Regions from separate parts of the Homo sapiens genome. Here region 1 is linked to region 2. Evidence: read pairs that join two places in POLR2A ChIA-PET (ENCODE). Cell type or tissue: endothelial cell of umbilical vein. All regions are shown on one strand. Each heading gives the region's core, and the rest is flanking DNA. Links, peaks and the distances in the headings are about the cores only. Region 1 overlaps LOC101929710 (a long non-coding RNA gene). Region 2 overlaps LOC101929710 (a long non-coding RNA gene).

Evidence for each region. ChIA-PET counts read pairs that join two places held together with the same protein. Peaks named below come from ENCODE experiments on the same cell type or tissue, not always from the same donor. Only the 100,000 strongest peaks of a DNase experiment are listed, where the experiment ranks them.
Region 1: POLR2A ChIA-PET joins it to region 2 with 6 read pairs; 3 of 35 experiments call an interaction of 5 or more read pairs at or near these places.

Annotation. Positions count from the first base shown.
Region 1 is chr5:96,472,339-96,480,680 of GRCh38, reverse strand. All of the region lies in intron 4 of LOC101929710 (a long non-coding RNA gene), which reads right to left. It also overlaps a transcript of CAST not described here and the pseudogene LOC102724070. Among named protein-coding and RNA genes, the nearest start is that of PCSK1, 43 kb to the right of the region's middle. In endothelial cell of umbilical vein, for the core only: no CTCF peak of the experiment used is centred there; a DNase peak (open chromatin) is centred at 3,870.
Region 2 is chr5:96,586,486-96,594,827 of GRCh38, reverse strand. All of the region lies in intron 4 of LOC101929710 (a long non-coding RNA gene), which reads right to left. It also overlaps a transcript of CAST not described here. Among named protein-coding and RNA genes, the nearest start is that of CAST, 72 kb to the left of the region's middle. In endothelial cell of umbilical vein, for the core only: no CTCF peak of the experiment used is centred there; a DNase peak (open chromatin) is centred at 3,317; H3K27ac peaks cover 5,438 bases.

The sequences.
Region 1 (8,342 bases), core at 183-8,182, 110 kb after region 2:
TCTTTGTCTTCTGGATGGAATTCTTGTCCTCTGCTAGTTTCTTACATGTAATTCTTGCTCAGAGTTCATTTCTAGGCCATATCTCACTTTCCCTGGTGATGTCATTCATCCCCATAACCTCAGTTTCTATTAAGTGTCAGTAATTTTCCTTTCTCTATCTCCAGTTTAGCCTATTCATGGAAGGAGCAGACCCATTGAGACAATGGTCTACAAGACATATCTACTTCAATATATGGCAGGGACTATAAAATCAATCTGTCTAGAATCGAGTACATCCTGTCTTTCCCAAGCCAGTCATCCAAACACACCCTATGTTCCTTATTCATAATAATTCAAAACAGATTACTACTATTCCTCTGAATGCCTCTACATTGTACTTATTTTCTGTATTCAATTCTACTCTTCCTGTTCCCATTTTACTACCATATTCCTGAACACCAAATTTCCCTGCCTGAACCTCCCCAATAGCATGCTAATTGTTCCAACCTGCCTTATTTCCCTACAGTTATGCTCCGTCCTACAGATAGAATCATCTTTCTTTACTGTAAATTTGATCATTTTATTTTCCCCACCGAAATGGTTAATGTTTTTCCAAAGCTCTTAGGATTAAATGCAAATTCTGTAACATGACTTAAAATTGCCTACTTGTTCTGGTCTCTTCTTAATTTTCCAGCTTCTTTTCTTGATAAACCCAGAATCCCCTCTCCCCACAGATCTGCCAAAGGGCTCAGCTTTCCCTCAACTTAGAGGATCTTCGTGTGCTGCTCCTGCTGCCTGGAGTGCTCTTGCCACCCTCCTTTGCCTGTTAAAATATTACTCTTCTTTAGGCCTCAGCTGTATTTTTCTTCCTATAATTTACTACAATTCCCACCTCACTCCATAGACTGTAAGGCCCATGGAGGCAAGGGACATTATCTACTCTTTAAGAGTGCCAGCCGGGTGCCATGGCTCACACCTGTAATCCCAGCACTTTGGGAGGCCAAGGAGGGCAGATCGCGAGGCCAAGAGATAAAGACAATCCTGGTGAACATGGTGAAACCCCGTCCCTACTCAAAACACAAAAATTAGCTGGGCATGGTGGTGCATGCCTATACTCCCAGCTACTGGGGAGGTTGAGGCAGGAGAATCGCTTGAACCTGGGAGGCAGAGGTTGCAGTGAGCTGAGATTGAGCCACCGCACTCCAGACTGGCAACATAGCAAGACTCCATCTCAAAAAAAAAAAAAAATAAGGAGTGCCTGGCCAATGGTAGTTACTCACTAGATATTTTTTGAATGATTGAGTATATTTCAAAGTCTAACTTCACAGCAACTTTATTCCAAACATCCTCACTATGCATGTTTCTACTTTCAAGGAGCTCTGTTGAGCTAGTGTCAAAAAGTTGATTGTCCACTAATTACATTAGATAATCAGATCCAGAAGCAGCTACCAGTGATATGAGTTCTTGTGTCAACATTGAACTCTGAGCTTTCAGTGGACTTGACAGAGATGAGTGTCCAAGTGCCGTGGGAAGAGCCTGTACTAAGCAGGTGTCAGCATGTAGGCTTCCAAATGCCCTCTATTCCTGGATGACTGGGAGACCTGATTTGGGCTCTGCCAGCTGCTCTCCTACTTTATGTGGCTCCTCCTCAGTGCTCACTTTCTACTGCTTTAATTACTATGATTGTTCTCCTCCCCAGTTACACCCAATTAGCACTTTATTTCTTTTCTCACCTCCTACCCTATGCACCACTTCATGTGTTCAATTGAGTCTATCAGTTATCCTGTGACCTGGCCAGTGCGCTCCCTATGTAATAGTGAAGAGACTAAGACTAGTTTTTAATTATATAGATATGCAGTGGCCGAGTTGAGCTTTGAGCTCCAATGTCAGTGCCCATTTTATGGTTTCTGGAGGGTGCAGACCCTTCCTACATATCATTGTCACCTGTCATGCTCAGGGCATGTGGTAAATACTTCTCATTAGGTAAAAGTCAGTAAAGAAATTCAGATGTTCGAAACAAGAGAGAATGGTCTTTCTACTTTATGTTAATCCATTTAATGTGGTTTCTTAAAGACTGTGTATAGGTATATTAAGCACCACCTGCAACCACAGCCAAATAATTAACCAACAGAAAGAGCAAAGAGTGAAAGGGTGTAAGGCTTTACCTTAACCAATGGTAAGGACTGTTGACCTTCCAGAGAAGTGACAGCACAGAAAAACAAGAATGGAGTGTGACAAGGAGGCTGGAAACAAATAATTGGGTATTTTTCACTTTACATCTGAATCCTATAGTTTGGTCAATATGCATTCTGCATCAAATGTGCATCATACAATGTCGGTGGACTATTTCAGACACACAAATTTAATGTGATTTAAAATGAGGCATGAAATGCACTTATTTTTAATCCTATAAGTTTTTTCACAGTAAGAATGAAATAAATATTTTTACTTCTTGCGGATACTATCACTCCCTATTGGGACTTTCTTAGGATAGATAATATACTCATTTATTTAAAGGTATGAGGAAAGGACTAACGCTTGATTTTGACAAAACAAATTGTAATAAATCGTGAAAATTGCGAGCTTTTAGACAATATTAATCTATCTAAAAAAGAGCAAGATATATAAGGATTTTAAGTAATCAATTATCCAGAAATATACTTATATCTCTGCTTAAAAGGAAATGCTTAAATTAGCCATGTGAATCAGGGGCATGAAAATGGATATTTGAACATTTGGTTTGTGTCTCTGGGTAGCATGTGTTTTTTAATGGCACTGCCTCTGGCCTAGTTATCACCTCCCAGTCTCTATATCTGAAGGTGTCTTCTTACCAAGGTTTGCTTGATGAGGAAAATCAACAAGCCTGTTTACCCTCCTACTCTCTGATCCTCTCTCATTCCCTTGATCCTCTTTTTAGAACCCTTGATTATAAGTTCCAACACGGCACTTGCAACCTGGATAATTAAGTCAGATTGGTGAGAGAAAATGAATATTCTCACCTGCAAAAGAAATGATGGGATAATGATGAGTAGAGAAAAAGGACATGTGGATTTTTGTGTTAACATGTCTTAAAATATCCCAGGAGTCACATTGAGAGCAAATATAATGTCCTAGGAGTACTGGACATCGTTATTGAATGTTGAAGCACTATGGGTCAAAATACCATGGTGACTGTGGTAAGAGTAATTGCTGATAACAATGTTTTGTTAAAGCAAATTGTGAAAGTGGTTGCTGAATTAGCCCTAGAAGTAACTACTGTGTAAGAAAGCTTAACAGAGTCACTAGTTAACCAAAGTTGATGGCTCAGTTAGGAAAATAAAAGAAAAACTGGATGGCAACACACACACACATGAGAGACCAGAAATGCCCCAGCTGTGTGTGTGTGTGTGTGTGTGCACGCGTGCGTGCATATATCTCTATTTCTCTCTACCTTGCATCTTTCTATATATCGCCTGATGAAATCTCATTAAACTGGTATAATAAGCATCCTACCTAGACCAAGGAAGCCCTGCAAGTTATCAGCAGACTCTATCTCTGCCTTATGAAACATTAAAAGTAATCTTTTGGATTTGCTAAGACTGTGATAATTTGTGTGTGTGTGTGTGTGTGTGTGTGTGTGTGTGTGTGTGTGTGTGTTTTGGCACATTGATCTACCAGTTAGTTACTAGATAGATCAACAACTCTGAAGGAAACAGAAAATTGATGTCTAGCTGAGATCTTTGGACTTAATTAAAAGGGCTCTGATAATAGCGCTGTATTTTTTTTTTTTTTTTTGCCATCCACATCATGACTGGTGTTGAAAGTATTTCCTGCTGTACTAAGACAAGAACCGTCAACTCGTGTAGAGATGACTGTGAAGTGCATGTGCAGGGAGATGTTTTAAGAGTGTTTGTGTACATGTGTGTGTTTGGGAGGATGAGAGAAAAGAAAGGTCTCAAATTTCATAATTCTCTTCCAGTGTATTGAAAGTTAAGATACTTTGTTAAGAACATGAGGACTGTCTTAAGGGATATGCATATGGCTACTCTTTCAGGCTAAGTATAGAGAAGTGGCTAGCCAAGGAACTGGGTGTATTTGAAACGTGCTTATAATTTTCCTTGCAGCTTACATTTAAGAACGTTTCATGTGTTTGGGTGTAAAAGCAAAGAACAAGAAAGGCCGAGTCAAAGAGTGATGTTGTTCTGTTCCAGCTTTTTAAGGAATTCCTGCCCACAGTTCTGCCTAAATATTTTCATAATTCCTAGTATCACTTTAGAAATATTGCTGGGAGGGCAGATAAGAGGTGAACTTGGCATCATATGACCATGAGACTTTTTCGAATGAATGTTGTTACAAAATAATAAAGTCATGCAAACAAGCATAAAAATGGAGAAAATGAATTTGGTGTAATCTAAAAATAAAGTCTTAAATATGAAAAAAATCAATAAAAATAATTCTAATGGAAAATGTAGCTGTATATTAAGTTTACTTTCTCTAGTCTCCAATGTGCACTAAAACAACAGCTTCTTTATTTTCGATGGCTGAACTGATTTTACTTAAGAGGTCCCTGCTAGCAGGGAAAAGATTTGCTGGTCAATAGCTTTTCAGTTTCTTCTAGTTTAAATTGCCTTGTTTCTGAATGTTCAACAGCTAGTGAAGAAGGGCCTCAACGGCCGCTTTTGGATGGCTTTCTTTTCCTGCTCAAGATGAAGCAATGGAGTCCTGGTATATGAAGGGAAACTATCTGCATTTCTACAGCAGGGCAACTGGAGTCTTAGATCCACTGACTGTCCTCTGGCTCCCCATTTCTCTCTTCTGTGATATGGCTGGTCTACTCTTTGCCTGCACGGGTGACCCGTGACCTGCAACAAGTCATTATTGCAATTTGAGAAGGTGAGCTGCCACCTACTCTTGGATCTGAAGTCCCAGCCACAGGTCCCCTCTTTTGTAGTCTCTTTTGTAGCAGCCTCTTATTCCATCCCCAAACCATTGCCAATTCACATCCCTTCACTGAAGGGCATGGAAACTTCCAGACCCCCTGCTTGTTACACATGGACTGAGTGATTTCGCCAAAATAATCTGTGTGCTTAATAGGGTAACCCCATACTGCTGCAAACCTCTACACAGAGGCTCTTTTACCTGACAACACCAGGGTACTCGGCCCATCTGGCCTGTTTTGCAATTTTCTGTCCTTGTACTATTTCACAGGAAAAGCTGCTGGGCTTGAAAGCTGCTAAAACATCAATACCCAGGTTTCTTTCTCATCGTTTGGTGCAAGACTGAAAGGACAACATTCAGAGATTGTCATTATTTATGTCTCTTTGAAACCAGAGCTAGGGCTTAATCTTAGTGGGATTTAGAGACTTTAGTTTCTCAGGTGCTGAGGGAGAAAAGTACCATGGTAATAACTCCTTATTAATTCATTTTCGATGAAGATGCTACCATGGGAAGCAAAGCCAGGAAGGCATGATCTCAGGTGTATCCGCAGTTACTCACTCAGTCTTGGTTCTTCATTTTTCCCCAGACTGGGATGAGGGGCCTCTCCGACAGAACCTCCACTGGCCAGCTGCACTCATGGCTCACTCTGGGGGCAGGGACGGATGAGGAGAGACTGACTAGGTGCTTTGCCATAGGTATGGCATGCCTGCTGCTTTTGGCCCAGTAGCCCCAACCAAAGGGCAAGAGAACAGGAGAGGCCCTACCTCCTTTTACCTTCTTCTCACCAAAACAACACAGTTTTACGTATTATTATTCTTATTATATTAATCAGCACAGAAAGGCTAAATAGCATAGTTATTTGTCTCTTTCCATAAGGCAGTCTGGCATAATCCAGACTTAGTTTCTGGTCCCCATGTTGACACCATCTCATTATTCAAAGGCAATCCCTGAGAATAAGTCCCTCGAGATATCCAAGACGGTATCTCATAGAGTACCTTGGCTGTTCCACTTTCTTCCTATGAATCTGTTTTTTACCATGCAGCCAGAAGGATCTGTCCAGAAGGCTGTTTACTCCCCTACTAGAATGCTGGTTACTCATGTGACAAGCAGGGGGCCTGGAAGTTTCCATGGCCTTCCGAGCTCTTCCTGGACACCCCACTGCACTCAGAATAAACCTGCCCATTGTCATCCACTGGCTGCTCAGCATCTGAGGCCTCGTCCCATGTTTGGAGGAGTTTCTTGATGAGAAGGAGAGCCACATTTTATGTCAGAAGTAATAAATGCCAAATATTCACACTTCCTTGTGGCTAGAATTTAGGCACACAACAGGCCCCACCCCTCACCCCCACCCCCCATCATTAGACACTGTTGCTCAGACTTTGAATATGGAGATGATACAAGCTTCTGTGGATGACACGGAAGTTCTAGGGCAGGAAAGTTCCTGGGCCCTCAGAGGCTAGGGTTTTGGTAGCAGTGGTGTTCTGTGTGTGGTGCAAGCGGGGTCAGTGCTTAGCTGTGGTGGCAACAGCAGCCTCATCGTCTCAGTTCTGCATCATAATTTGGACCTCGTTCCTGGCAGTCCTAGAAAATTCTGTGAGCTGCCCAAGAACATTTTAACACTCTCATTTTCTGCTTAAAATGGCCAAAGTTTGCTCCTAATTGCATCTTAAAGCCCTAACTGATCCACATGGCTTACAGGGTCTTTTAGGATTTCCCCCGCTTTCCTCCCCTGCTTCATCTCAGCCTAACTTCCCAATAGCAAGCTGCAGTTCAGCTATATTGGAAGTCTTTTCTCACCTGGCTCTTTCTTACCTCTCAGTCTCTCTAAATGCTCTGCCCTTTGTCTGAAAAACCCTCTGCACTGGGAGGACACTGACTCTTCCTCTGAGTTTCAGTTTTTGCATCACCATCATTGGGACAGTTTCTGTAGCAGAATCTGCTAGTTACCCACCTACATCCCCTCTTCCCTTCTGCTTTACTAACAGAACTCCCATTTTGTACAGACCAGTCATGCGCCCAGTCAGTTGTACTCACCTCCTAAGTCTCTCGGAAACCAGGAGAGACTGAATGGCCATGAGAATCAGTCCTGGCCAGTGACCTGTAAGGAGAAGCCTACCAGGTGTGGCCCATGGGATGCTATTGGTTTCCCGATATAGTCAGGCTCCATTCACATGTGTCTTTCCCCATTCCTTTCCTTCTTATCTGTAATGCAGAGGTGATGTCTGGTGTTGGCAGACATTCTGTGGCCATGAGAACAAGAGCCACACTGGAGGAGAAAGAAATCAGGGGGACCCTGGATTCTCAATGACTTCCTGGAACAGTTGCACCAGACATAAACTGCCTGCTTCCAATTTCTTGTTATGTAATGTGATATAATTTATTGTCAGATTTCTGTTATCTGCCATCCAGTGCAATTCTGAGCCCCTCAGGCAATCTGATTAGGAGCTCCTTTTATTTTTCTCACAGTATCTTTTACTTCCCCTGTGAAAACACGTTATCACTCAGTTGTAATTTCCTGTTTACTCATCTGTATTGTCACCCTCAGTTGTAAGATCCATGAGGACAGTGACTGGAGTGGGTGTCCTCCAAAAAGACATGTTCCCATCCTAACCCCTGGTACCTCTGAATGTGACCTTATTAGGAAATAGAGTCTTTGCAGATGTAATCAAGTTAAGATAAAGTAATACTCAATTAGGGTGGCCCCTAGTCCAGTGTGTCTGTACAAGAGAAAGGAGAGGGAAACTGGACACAGAGACCCATACAGGGAAGGCCATGTGGCTATGGGAGCAGAGATTGGAGTTATGCTTCCACAAGCCAAGGAATGCTTCGGGCTGCTATGTACTGAAAAAGGCAAGGAAGCCTTCTCTCCTAGAGGGAGTATGATACTGCCAACACTTGATATCAGACTTCTAGCCTCAAGAACCAGGACAGTATATACTTCTATTGTTCTAAGTCAGACCCACTTGGTAATTAGATTTGGAATCTAAAATAGTGATCATGCCTACATTGTTTAGAATTGTATCATACCTTCTTACATTAGAGGTACCAACCTTAGTATTAATATTTTCCTCAGAGCAAGTCAGACCTAAAGCCATTACATGGGGTAGATCAGAGCTAGAAAATATATTGAGCCTGCTTTGTGAGGAAACAATTGGCTGCCTTCTTGCTCTGTCTCCTCACAATGAGGCTGGCTTATCCAAGGAGGGAAAATACACTGTATCTTGCTTGCCTAGAGTGTTGTGTTGCAAAGAATTCTGAAACAACTTTTGAGTCATTTATTCCATTTATTCAACAATTATTTATTGAGTGCCTACAATGTGATATTCAAGGTACTATTCTAGGTCCTGGGAATATAGCAACACACACAAGAGCAAAATCAGTTAACCAATCAATCAATACTTGCCCCCCAAAGAGCTGACACTGGAAAGAATGGTGTGATGGATTAT
Region 2 (8,342 bases), core at 225-8,224:
AAATCTTGCCACAATCCTCACCTTTAAGCAACTCCTAAGTTAATGTGGTGCATAGAAAACAAAAACAGAGTTTACTATAATATCATAGCCGGTGATATCATTTGTAGGATTTACTGCAAAATAAAAATTTGAAACCTCTTGTTGAAAAAGCAGATAAAAGGTGACATAAGCAGTACTAAAATTTGAAAATTCTTTGTTTTCTGTAGGTTATCTTGACTTGGCATGGTATTTTTTAATGTGGTGTTTAATATTCTAAGTAAATAAAAAATTAAAATTTAAATTACTAGAATGAATTTTGTCATCCATCTTTATATTCTACAACGCTGGTTTTAAATTCAAATATGACAACATTAAACTCACGCAGAATCATCGAAATTACATAATCTTAGTATTTTGTTTTTGGCAGAACAGTAGAAATGCTCCACAAGGCTAACTCGACTGTTTTTCTGTTTACATCTTGACATTCATGCATTCTACCAACACTCTACTTTTAGTTTGCTAATGAGTAATGAACTGCAAGCAAAGGAGCTATGGGTTGCCCTATCTTTCCCTTTCTTCTATATGATTTTCTGCAGGAACGGTTGGCTAATATAGGGAAGTAATAAGAGGTGGAAAAAACGAGAGTTTCTTGCTCATTCATGTTTCTTACAACATCATTGCTTTCTTTATGCATTCAGAGAAAGTTCTATTTGGAAGGTGAGGCATGGCCTCTTGGAATTGCAAGTGCCACTGCTTCCTCAGTAGTACATGTAACATGCTTACCTTGTACTATAATTTTGAGTCTTGCTGAACTCTCCTGCATTGTGGGTGCACTGGAATTCTGTGATCTTTGGCATTGCAAATTATTTATGCGAATGGGGCAGTAAGGAATGGCTGACATGCATTGGCTTAGTTCAGCTGCTATAATAAAATGCCATAGACAGTGTGGCTTAAAAACAACAGAAATCTATTTCTCACACTTCTGGAGGCTGTAAGTCCAAGATCAGCGTGCCAGTGTGGTCAGGCTCTGATGCGGGCCTGCTCCTGGGTGGCAAATGGCTATCTTCCTGGATTCCCACATGGTGGAAAGAGGGCAAGAGAGCTCTCTCTGGGATCCCTTTAATAAGGCACTAATCCTATTCATGAAGCATTCACTCTCATGACTAATTTCCTCACATCTCCTAATATCATCACACTGAGGGCTAGGATTTCATATATACATTTTACATGCACATTACATGTATCTCTTCTGCTCATTCAGTCCATTGCACACATATTGCATGTATCTCTTCTGTTCATGTGCATACCTCATTGTTCCATTGGACTTCAGCTACAAAACACAAATCAAAGCTAAAATTATTGAGAATTTCAAGCTGATGGCAACAGAGCATTAAATAAAGTGTGGGGCCCTTCAGAGTACAAGGCTCAATGATACTGCATAGGTCACACACCCATGAAACGGGTCCTGATGGCAATACCCTCTAAAAAATTCCATGATCAAGACATGCTCAGGGTTAGAGAACACGTCACAAGATGGAGAGAAGAGAGAAGGACTTTCTACAGGAGGTGACGCTGGAGCTGAAGCTTCAAGGATAAGAAAGATTTTGCAAGTGAACAAAGGAGAAGAGCATGTTCGTAGGGTGACAGCAGGTGCAACGGCACAAGGCACACTAAAGCATTGTGTGTTTGGGGGACGACAGCAGTTTGATGGAATTGGATGCAGATGGGTATGGGGCCACAAAGGAAGCTGAGATTTAAGAAATCCTAAAGAAATGTAAGTGCCAGGCTGGGCACAGTGGCTCACGCCTGTAATCCCAGGACTTTGGGAGGCCGAGGCGGGCGGATCACGAGGTCAGGAGATCGAGACCATCCTGGCTAACATGGTGAAACCCTGTCTCTACTAAAAATACAAAAATATTAGCCAGGCGTGGTGGCAGGCGCCTGTAGTCCCAGCTACTTGGGAGGCTGAGGCAGGAGAATGGCATGAACCCAGGAGGCGGAGCTTGCAGTGAGCAGAGATCACGGCACTGCACTCCAGCCTGGGCGACAGAGCAAGACTCTGTCTCAAAAAAGAAAAAAAAAAAGAAAATAAAACAGAAATGTAAGTGCCAAATGAAGGAATTTAAACAATCCAGGAAGCTACGAGTGTCATTGGAACAATAGAAGCAGGAAGGTGACACAAAATAATTTGTTCTCAAAGAGTTTCTTTAATAATTATGTGGAAAATAGGTTTGGAAAAAAAACTATAGAGAGAAACCAACTTAAAGTCATTGCTATGCTATAAGAGAGAAGCTAAAACTGGGATTCTTTAGTTTTTTTCTCTTTAAAATAAAAAAGTGAGAAAGAACCATATTAATGAATGAAATAAAATATTAGCTGAAAAATTAAAGCATAATGCCACATACAGCAATGACAATTGCTATAGCTGGGTTTTCCCCCCCTTTTTTTGAGACAAAGTCTAGCTCTGTCACCTAGGTTGGAGTGCAGTGGTGTGATCTCGGCTTACTGCAACCTCCACCTCCCGGGCTCAAACTATTCTCCTGCCTCAGCCTCCCAAGCAGCTAGGACCAAAGGCGCACATCACCACACCTGGCCAATCCCCCTGTATTTCTAGCAGAGACAGGGTGGTCTCTGCTAGAGGCCAGGCTGGTCTCGAACCCCTGATTCCAAATGATCCGCCCGCCTCAGCCTCCCAAATTGCCAGGACCACAGGCATGAGCCACCGCACCCGGCCATAGCTGGGTTCTTATATCAACTTCTAAGCCATTCCTTCAAAGCACTGGTCAAACACTTTGACAAACATGGCTAAGAGAAATGTCTACTCTAATTTGGTCTATATTCTATTATTCTCTTGATATTTGGGCTTGCTGATCCTCTTCTGAATTTTCTACTGTTTTTCTCATACACCCACCTGTACTGAACTATTGACTTCTTTATTATGAGCTACAATACAAACTAAAGTGACCACCCAGTCTTGTTAGATAAGTTTTTCCAAAGTTCAGTCTTTGGTAAGCACAGAATCCTTATAAACAGTACTGCTTTTCTCCAATGTGCTTTGCTAAATGTCCTCCACCAATGACTTATTTATTACTTCGAGGCTTTTCTGTGTAAAAGAAAATAAAATTGCAGGACCCTCTAAATTTATTATGCCAAGGAAGAATTTAAGCCCTGGAGACTGAGTCACAGAGCATATTTGCAACTTCTGCTTCTTAGATTATAAATTAGCTCTCTTCCTCATTGTTCTTGTTCTGTAAACAACCAGAGGCCAGACCTATTCGCCTTCCAGTCACTGATCTTTTTTATAGATTAATTGCCTCCTTTATTGTCCTGTACCTAACTCAGACCAGATGACAAAAAAGACCCCATGACTGTTACATCTGTAATGTTGAATTTTAAATATGCCTTCTCGAAAGAAAAAGACCACCTCGACTAATCAGATCATTGTAACTATACATCAAGCCTTATACAGAAAGATGTTGAAATTCTGTTCACCATCCCCAAGCTTTATCTAAAATAACCCCAAACTTCTACACTTCAGAGCACTGACTTCCATTCATCAGAATCTGTGTTTTGCAGGCAGCCATCCTCAAACTTTGTGCTTGAATAAACTCTCTTTAAACTAGATTCTGACTCTTTCGGTTATTTAGGCTGACATCTGTTTCATAAGTGCTATTTGCTCTGCTTCTCTTCTCTTCTTTTGCTGTTCTCTGAGAACTATGGGATTGGTGTCAATGTATCCATCAGTACTTTTAGTAAGGGAAGAGAGGAGCACTTTATGCTTCTGTTTTTCTGTGAAAGGGACCTGCCCATACTGAGGGAAAACTGGAAGTTTTCTCACTATGGAGAACAGGGATTGTGCAATATTCATGAAACACCGTCAAGCAATCCTTCTGTTGCCATTGCTAAAGGTTTAACTGTGGAACAATTCTATGCATGTTGCTGGCTATGCTGGTTTATCTTTTTAATTAATTAACTAGTTAATATTTATTAATATTATTTTTAATTGACGAATCATTTTTAAAGCAGGAGCTTAACTCTGCCAGCCAAGAACTATTTTTCCAACATTGTTTAGTTGTTGTGCAGATCTTACTTATTTAACTTTGCAAGGAGTTGGAGAATAGGAACCAGTTTCCAGTCTCACCCTGACTTCCTCACTGTTGATTTGTCTGTGCCCAAGAACTTTGACTTCCTACTTCTATTTACTTTTCCCCTCTGGTTCGTCCCATCAAATTATTCCTTGATTAAACATAATTTATCACAGCAGCGCTTTGCTATCTTTTCCATGTAGTGGCACATTTAGGACATGGTGTCTGTATGGCACACTGGGGTTAAGGGACAAGGCCACTTGCAGGTGGCAGGAGATGCTCTGGGGGGTTCTGGCCAAGTCAATTCCACCCATCTGCTCCAAGGGTTGAGAGAGTCCTTAGGTGAGTCCTTACCTGCAAACCATTTGCAGCACAACAGCCTTTCCTAGCACATACATTGGAAAACTCTGTAATAAAGAATATTTAGCCCTTCCAAGTATCAATGTTAACTATATCAATGCTTCTTAAATTTTTATATGCTTGTGTATCATCTGGGTATCTCACTAAAAATGCATATTCTGATTCAGTAGGTCTGAGATGCTGCATTTCTAACAAGTTCCCAGATGATGCCAGTGTGGTTCATGGACTGCATTTTTTGTAATAAGGAACTGGATGATTTATTAATACAACTTGCTCTGAAAAATTATAGAAGAATTCAAGTCACAGGAAATTTCTTCACTTTTAAAATTAGTTAGCAGAGCATCAGAAACAGTATAAAACAGCCTGTTTCAAATTGTAAGTGCTCTAATACTCTCATTTGACTAAATCTGCCTTGGTTCAGTTTCACATATGAAATATCTGAGAAACTTCAAAAGTGTTCTTCTTGATAACCCTCTAAAGCCTATTTTAAAGTGATTTTAATGGGCAGTTCCTTGTATAAGGAACAGTTGCCTGGAGTGCAGAGAATTACTACTAAATTTGTTTTTCTTATAATCGAAGAAAGACCCTTATGAATGAGACGTGATAGCTGATTATTTAGCAAGGCTTTTGTGCTAGATTGAACATACTCAAAGAAAAGCATAATTATGTTAAAAATTATTATATTCTCCTAGTCCTTGCTATAGAGAAGTTATGCTATTAAAGGAATCACTCAACTTTAACAAAATATCCTTTCTCCTCAAATTGTAACTAAAACTTTTTGCTCTAGAAATTACTGTTTCTCTGTCAATGAATGCAGATTCAGAGACGATAGGTGATATGTTCCATCTCCAAATGGAAATAAATTTAAAAGCAAGTGCAAAAATGACTTTAAGATAAGTGAAAAGTGTTATTATAATGTCTTTAAAAGAGGGAAAGAGTTCCCAAGATTCAAAACATTTTGAAAATAAAAATGTAAACTTTCCATTTTTAATACACACCAGTTTTTAAAGAAGAAAAAGGATTGACATACTATGATATTGAAAATGAAATATACGTCTATTCATATTCAAATTATAGAAATTTTGGAAATTTTTGCCAGAATACATGTTTACAAAAGATCCAAGCATCTTTCTTGAATGTCCTTGAAAAGTTTACTGAACATTTGACAATTTACTCTATCAATCTTTGTAATATGAGCATCAGTTGGACCTTTGAACATAAATTGAAGAGTGGGGAATGAGTTTGACATTACTTAGATATCTGTTATCTTTAGAGTAATGTAAATTAAATCATTTTCTGAATGAAACTGTTTTGGGAAGGAAGGGTAGTTGTGGTAGTAAATTTGAAAAGCTGAAAAAGAAAATCGTTGTCTAACTTTATAACCTGGGGAAGAAAGAAAGTATGTGGGAAGACAAATTAATAATTCTTGAGGCCTAAACATTAATAGTCAATTGAATAAAATATATTATGAATGTTAACTGCAGAATTCCAGTACCAATATATGGCAGTCTTCTTCCTAAGCAGAACTAAAAAATGTAGGTGGAGCTTTTTCTATATGAAGTAAATAGTTAACCAATTTCACATGAATCCTTTCTTTGAAGATTGCATAGAGAAATCATGGGACAAAGTGAATGACTATGGATGAGTAGTTTTATGGCCAATAAATTGTAGTACATGGTGTGTTACATTAGAGAAAAGGGCAGTCAGACTTCATGCTTCAAAGTGTAAATTGATTACTCTCTTGGGCTCTGATCATAAATCGTTTTTCTGGCCATCTTATTGTAATTTCATCCAATTGGTAAAAAGCAGCTTTAAAAAAAGTGTATTTGAAGAATTAGACCACTATAGTTATCAGATAAAAAAGCCCAGTAAACTTATGTTTGCATGAAGAAAATATGAATTTAAGCCGGGTACCGTAGCTCATGCCTGTAATCCCAGCACTTTGGGAGGCCGAGGCAGGCAGATCATGAGGTCAAGAGATCAAGGCCATCCTGGCCAACATGGTGAAGCCCCATCTCTACTAAAAATACAAAAATTAGCTGGGCATGGTGGCGTGTGCCTGTAGTCCCAGCTACTCGGGAGGCTGAGGCAGGAGAATTGCTTGAACCTGGGAGGCAGAGGTTGCAGTGAGCCGAGATTGCACCACTGCACTCCAGCCTGGCAACAGAGTGAGACTCCATCTCAAAAAAAAAAAAAAAAAAAAAAAAGAAAGAAAGAAAGAAAGAAAATAATATATGAATTTAACATGGCTTATAACATCCATATTAATTGCATCAGTTTTGTTTATGAAAAAAATAATAACACCCTAGAAACTATTATTCCTTTTGAAGTGACTACAGTTGAGGTAATTACATCCAGGTGATGACTGGATCATGGAACAAAACTCTATACAGCTAGAGTGCCAGTAAGGAAAAGAAACCTGAGCTACATGAGCTGCCTCAGCGAGCTGGCACTAGTATAGGCACTTTGCACATATGATCTCATAGAGATAATTATTTTTAAGAAAGACCACAGTTAATAAAAATAGAAGCTCTCTGAAACAGTTAAGCAGAGCTTCCAGAATATTCCTTATTTAAATATCATGCATAATTGGAACAAAAATAAAGAATACTATTACCTAAATAGTAAGGGGAATTTGTTGATCTTCAATGTTTCTCAATCAGCATTTCCTCCTGATTTGAATATAACTGAGCATTTCTTGCAGTTAAAACCTCCTAGAATGTGTCCACAGAGCTGAAATTGGCAATAGCTTCACCATTTTTCATGATTAAGTATGTTCAGTATTCTTATTGGTTACCCATTTCCTACTGGTCTTTCTGCTTACAAAAAGATAGCTTTTACAAATTAAAGAAACAATCACTTACCTTCTGTGTCCCAACAACCCTCTCATCACAAAGATGATATTCAAAATATTTGCCTACTTAACGTAAGTAGCAACTATTCAAAACACCATACCAGTCCTCTCTGTATATTTACCAGCATGACTATCCTGCATTAGTCAGGAAATCAGGAGAATGGATATTCTCCCCACCTAACCACCTTCAATCCTAGCATGTTACTCTTGAATGTTGGAGTGCATTATTCTATTGGTGTGTAGGATTTGCAAACTCTAGGCACATGCTATAGACCTTCTGAGCTAGAGGGACAAAGGTCTGAGCGGCTGTAATGGGTTGCTCTTAAAGTCAATTTTGCTTTTCATGGCAAAAAATGTGCTGTACAAACCTTTCTAGCTGATGTGGTGAATTGAAAATGAGGGGTTCTGTTTTCTGAACACAAAATTCTATTGCTTAAATAATCAGAGCTATTATAGAAAGAAATAACACTCTGTTCAATAATAGCTGAGGCAGTGTGAGGTAGTAGAAAGAGCAGAGGCTTTAAACTTGAATAAATCTCGGTTTGAAGGTGGTTTTCCTACCTTGATGATCTTGAGTATGTTACTTATTCTAATTTACTTCTATTTCCTCATCTGTAATACGGAGATAAAAATGCTCCATGGGGTTTATCTGAGGTTAAAATGGGATCACATACATAGAGGGCTTAACAGAGTGCCTGGCTAACACCTAGTAGATGTCTGATAAACAGTAAGATTATTAATTGTCTTCTCAACTCTTTGTGAATTAATCTGTGGTTAACTCATGGTAGGTATGTAATTTATACTGGAACTTTTACTTTGTACCAGCAGTTCTTTACTTTGGTGTTGGTTGTAAGGGTCAAATCTATCACCGATGTGGCTGCCTTTGGAAATACTTGCTTTTATGAATTGCAATCTTCTGCCAAATGGTTACTAGATTTCCAACTTATTCTGATGAGCTAACTTTCTCATCATACTGTTGCTTCAGCAAGATCTGTCTCTGATTCAGCTAAGCCCCTGGATTCTAACCTACATTGAACTCCCAGGATAGGAAATGTGGCTTCTCT